2 separate regions of the Mus musculus genome follow, and region 2 is linked to region 1. The links are chromatin loops, found by intact Hi-C in ENCODE. Cell type or tissue: heart. All regions are shown on one strand. Links, peaks and the distances in the headings refer to the core of each region. The heading gives the core; the rest is flanking DNA. Region 1 has its middle 85 kb from the start of Zfp330. Region 2 has its middle 170 kb from the start of Zfp330.

Evidence for each region. Peaks named below come from ENCODE experiments on the same cell type or tissue, not always from the same donor. Only the 100,000 strongest peaks of a DNase experiment are listed, where the experiment ranks them.
Region 2: it touches region 1 in a loop (2.5-fold over the local background); 4 of 42 quality-filtered maps call a loop at or near these places.

What each region holds. Positions count from the first base shown.
Region 1 is chr8:82,688,069-82,690,991 of GRCm38, reverse strand. No RefSeq gene overlaps it. Among named protein-coding and RNA genes, the nearest start is that of Zfp330, 85 kb to the left of the region's middle. In heart, for the core only: a CTCF peak has its summit at 1,435 (motif pointing right); no DNase peak of the experiment used is centred there.
Region 2 is chr8:82,600,681-82,603,603 of GRCm38, reverse strand. No RefSeq gene overlaps it. Among named protein-coding and RNA genes, the nearest start is that of Zfp330, 170 kb to the left of the region's middle. In heart, for the core only: no CTCF peak of the experiment used is centred there; a DNase peak (open chromatin) is centred at 1,803.

The DNA of each region.
Region 1 (2,923 bases), core at 230-2,729:
TATCCTGAGTATTCCACACTTTGTCTAATACCCACTTATCAGTGTGTATATACCATTTGTGGTCTTTTGTGGCTGAGTAACCTCACTCAGGATGATATTTTCTAGATCCATCCATTTGCCTGAGAATTTCATGATGTCATTGTTTTTAATAGCTGAGTAGAATTCCATTGTGTAAATGTACTACATTTTTTGTATCCACTCCTCTGTTGAGGGACATCTGGCTATTGTAAATATGACTGCTCTGATCATAGTGGAGTATGTGTAGTTAATATATGTTGGAGCATCTTCTGTGTATATGCTCAGGAGTGGCATAGCTGGGTCCTTAGGTAGCACTATGTCTATTTTCTGAGGAACCGCCAGACTGATTTCCAGAGTGGTTGTACCAGCTTGCAATCCCACCAACAATGGAGGAGTGTTTCTCTTTCTCCACATCCTTGCCAGCATCTGCTGTCACCTGAGTTTTTGATCTTAGCCATTCTGATTGGTGTGAGGTGGAATCTCAGGGTTGTTTTGATTTGCATTTCCTTGGTGACTAAGGATGTTTAACATTTCTTTAGGTGCTTCTTGGTCATTCAAGTTTCCTCAGTTGAGAAATCTCTGTTTAGCTCTGTTCCCCATTTTTAATAGGGTTATCTGGTTCTCTGGAGTCCAAATTGTTGAGTTCTTTGTATATATTGGATATTAGCCCTATCAAATTCATTTGGAATAACAAAAAAACCCAGGATAGCAAAAACTACTCTCAACAATAAAAGAACATTTGGCAGAGTCATCTTTATCGACCTCAAGCTGTACTATAGAGCAATAGTGATAAAAACTGCGTGATATTGGTATAGAGACAGGCAGGTAGATCAATGGAATAGAATTGGAGACCCTGAAAAGAACCAACACACTTGATCTTTGACAAAGAAGCTAAAACCATCCAGTCGGAATGGTGCTGGTTCAACTCGAGATCAGCATGTAGAAAAATGCAAATTAATCCATTCTTATCTCCCTGTACAAAGCTCAAGTCCAAGTGGATCAAGGACCTCCACATAAAATCAGATACACTGAGTCTAATAGAGGAGATGGTGGGGAAGACCCTTGAACACATGAAAACAGGGGAAAGTTTCCTGAACCGAACACCAATGGCTTATGCTCTAAGCTAATGAATCTGTAAGTGGGACCACATAAATTTGCAAAGCTTCTGTAAGTCGAAGGACACTGTCAATAGGACAAAAAGGAAACCAACAAATTGCAAAAAGATCTTCACCATCTTTTCTCAATCCTTGTAAACTCGGGACATGGATCCATGGCAGAATGAGAGCATCAGCTTTTTCTACACATGAGTCCCTTACTGGTGAACACTATTTTGCAGTGTCTTCGGCTTGCTGTGTTAGATTCAGAACCTAGTGATAATCCTCAAAGTTGTTGCTCCATAGAGTTCTGCTGCCTGTCAGAAGAGGGCACTGTTTGCTTGTATTGAGGCAGAGGAAACAAACCTGGAGCCATTTAGGGAGAGGGATGGCTGCCAGAGTCAGTCCTTGACACCTATGCTCTGTGGGAAAAGTGGTTATGACTGCAGCTCCATTCAAGCATGGCGAATCCTGTTAAACATCCAGTTTCCTATAATTCCACCAAACCTTTTAGGGTCCTGGCTGCCCAGGAGACCAATGAAATAATTTACATTGATGACATCTGGGACATAGCATCTGGGTGGGTACAAGACAAAACAACAGTTTACCCAGAGATCAGATGTGCAGCATGCAGGGACCCCGGCAGGGCACTGTGGAAGCACAAGATTGTTAGGGCTTGAACAATGGTAGATTCAGGAACTAAGGAAACTGGAATAGCAACTAGTTCACAAGTAGAGTTTAGAATAGATAACATTCAGGCTGGGCATATTTCTTTTCTTTTTTATTTTTATTTATTTTTATTTTTTTATTTATTTTTATTTTTATATTTTCTTCATTTACATTTCAAATGCTATCCCAAAAGTCCCCTATACCCTCCCCCAGTCCTGCTCCCCTACCCATACACTCCCACTTCTTGGCCCTGGCATTCCCCTGTACTGGGGCATATAAAGTTTGCTAGACCAAGGGGCCTCTCTTCCCAATGATGGCCATCTTCTGCTACATATGCAGCTAGAGACACGAGTTCTGGGGATGCTGATTAGTTCATATTGTTGTTCCACCTATAGGGTTGCAGACCCCTTCAGCTCTTGGGTACTTTCTCTAGCTCTAGATGACTGTGAGCATCCACTTCTGTATTTGCCAGGCACTGGCAAAGCCTCATCGGAGACAGCTATATCAGGGTCCTTTCAGCAAAATCTTGCTGGCATATCCAATAGTGTCTGCATTTGGTGGCTGATTATGGGATGGACCCCTGGGTGGGGCAGTCTCTGGATGGTCCATCCTTTTGTCTTAGGTCTAAACTTTGTCCCTGCAACTCCTTCTATGGATATTTTATTTTCTATTCTAGGGAGGAATGAAGTATCCACGAGTTGGTCTTCCTTCTTGATTTTCTTGTGTTTTGGAAGTTGTATCTTGGGTATTCTAGGTTTTTGGGCATTAGTGAGTATATATCAAGTGACTTCTTTTGTGATTGGGTTACCTCACTTAGAATGATATCCTGCAGATACATCCATTTGCCCAAGAAATTCATAAATTTCTTAAAGGTTTTCTTCTCTCTCTCTCTCTCTCTCTCTCTCTCTCTCTCTCTCTCTCTCCCTCCCTTTTCCTTTCTCCCTCCCCCTCCTTCCTTTCCCTTCCCTTCCCTTCCCTTCCCCTCCCCTCCCTTCCTTCCTTCCTTCCTTCCTTCCTTCCTTCCTTCCTTCCTTCCTTCCTTCCTTCCTTCCTTCCTTCCTTCCTTCCTTCCTTCCTTCCTTCCCTTCTCTCTCATTTTTAAACTCACATATAGCTGCTGCTGCTGCTGCTGCTGTGTGTGT
Region 2 (2,923 bases), core at 298-2,797, 87 kb after region 1:
GGAGATATAAAAAAGAAACTTATCTAATCCAAAAAAAAAAATCAGATCCTACTACAAAAGTCTATACTCAACAAAACTGGAAAATGTGGATGACATGGACAACTTCCTAGACAGATAACAGGTACCAAAGTTAAATCAGGATCAGATAAAACATCAAGCAAAAACATTAAAAGAAAATTGTTGAGGCTTTTCTTTTAACCCTGAGCCCAAATTGTATATAATTTTGTAAGTGAATAAAAGTTTTTGGCTTCTAATTTTCTTGAGATGTTAAGTGCAGCTAAGTCTATCTCAGTGCCCTTATTCTCAGTACTAAGCAGCTGCTATTTATAAAGCATTTAGAACATTCTATGACATAAGTGTCAGTTGTCTAAATTGAAAAATATTCAATGTTTTTCTTTGAAGGAGGTAAAGTTTAGCTTTAAAACTACATTTTTCCTTCTCTCCCATTATTTCAAAGAGAAAATAATATCTTCTGAATGTGATAAGGTTATAGACTTTTTTCAATCACACAGATAGTGTTGGAAATTATTTGACCTAAATGTGTACAAGTTAAAACAAACACAGGGATTTTTATCTTTTACCTTTTCCCCCTGTGTAGTGAGGAAAATAAAATTCTGACTTTCCTGTGTGCAAACTGTAAAATAAATTATTGAATTAAAAGACAGCTTCATTATGCTGTATTAAATTAAATTGTACTTCACTATTAGGGATCCAAGCTACTGAAAATTGCAGAGTGACTTGAAGGTCTATGTTGTGTGTACATATGGACATGAATATGTGGGTGCCTGTGTAGAATAGAAGAAAGCATTAGATTTCCTGGAGCTGGAGCTACAAGCAGTTCTGAGTCCCCCAAAATAGGTCCTGGGAACTGAACTCAGGTCCTTTAGACAAGCAGCAAGCATTCATAACCACTGAGTCATCTCTTCATCCCCAGCAATGCTTTTCAACACGCCAGGGGCATTGGTAGATACATGTCTTGCTTTTTCTCTATAGGTGCCTGGGTAATATGTCCCTCATAATACAGAAGTTATTTTGAAAATTGCTAGCATGAGATTCTTGAAAATATAAATCTTAGAAACCTTACTCTAGAAGGTGAAAGGATTCTCTCTCTGTACCAGCAGTTCTCAACCTGTGGACAGCATTTCACCCGGGTCACCTAAGACCATTGGAATACACAGATAGTTAAATTATGACTCATGGCAGTAGAAAGTTACAATTATGAAGTAGCAACAAAACAATTTTATGGTTTTGGAGTCAGCACAACATGATGTACTGTATTAAATGGACACAGCATTAGGAAGGCTGTGAACCACCACTCTATACCAATGTGCCTGAGACTTGGGTAAGAACATAGTGGGAAGTCCTCCTTCACACGGGCCAGAATGGTAGGAAGTTCAGGTTTACAGTTTAGTTCTAGAGTTATAAGAAGATTCTGGAAAACAGCTCAGGATTTTTTCTGCCCCTATTAACTCATACTCACAGATAAATTGTGCTTCTTTAAGCCAGCTTGGGTTTGACTCTGTGACTTCATCAAATAGTTGATAGGGTAGTTGGCTTTAGTGTGGCAGGTGCTCTCAGGTTAATTTATTGTATGGCCCAGGTTTCTGGCATGAAGGTAGTTTTATTTTACTTGCTTTGGTTGCTTCCTGACAAGATTTTCCTAACATCCTTCTTGCCAGGCATCTGAGCCACTTTCTTTGCCTAGTTCTTCTCAGGCGTGCCTGGCAGCCTGATCAATATGTCTCTTTCCTATTATTTCCCCTAAGAAGACACCAGAGACATGAAGCTGCCAAGTAGAGTGGGGGTGGGGTAGGGTAGGGGAAGCCCAGAAAGGAAAGGACCGGGGAAGGGATCCAAACGTTCCATCTGGCTGACCTCTGGGCCTGTGTACAGCTGCTAAGCTGAAGGGAAGACTCTGAAGCCAGCCAGGGAATCTTCCCCAGATCTGGTTCTTGTGTAAGCTTAGCTCAAATAATTGCTGTTAAAATAAAATAAACAATGTACATTTGGGGGAAATGTATTAAGAATCTCCACAATTTTACCTTCACAATAGCCAGGACACAATCTGAAATGACTTGTGGCATAAATATGAACAAAATAACAGCTCCCAAGGGAACAGAACCCATTCACAAGGAAAGAGAAAATCCAAGGGATGAACTCCTGAGCCAACTACAGAGCCAGCAGGGGAGGAGTTTTAAGAGTTATTATTATTTGTATCCTTAGAGAGGCAAAGTGAAAATACACTCACTGTGAATGAAAATATTTGAGATTTTATCTTAAATGAAAATGTTACAAAAGCATCAAAAAAAAGGAGACATTTTAGAACTGAAAATTAGATGGGCAGAGTACATCTCATCCCCACATCAGGAAGATGGAAGGCAAATTTTGTAAACAACTGGCACAACGCTTGAGATGGATGTCTTGTTCTTTATTCTGCTCTCTTTCTCATATTCAGCCATACTCACATGAGAGCTGTCATTTTGGGTCCAACTTCTCTTTCCAGGTCAATTCTTTATTTGAAGCATAGGCTTCCGATTAGTGCATATACCATCATGATGCTTTGGGTAGCTCATAATAGAAAGGCATTAGTATTTTTCAGTTTTGTAAGTCAGACATCTAATACTGGGATACAATCAAGTGGGTAACATGACTACACTCTGGTTGGAAACTCTAGGGGAGAGCCTTCCCCAGCCTTTCCTAGCCCCTGAGCTAGCTTCCACACAAGGCCTGGGGTCCCCTCTTCCGTCTCTAAATCCAGTCAGAACTACTTTTCATATTGTTGTCTCTCCTGTTTTGCCCCCAAAGGGGTGGCCTATATATATTTTTAAATATAGAATGTTATTATTAAGTAACTTGCAAATAAAAAATCATATGCCGAAATGAATTAGATCCAAGATCTATATACTTCCATAGAGTCAGGATG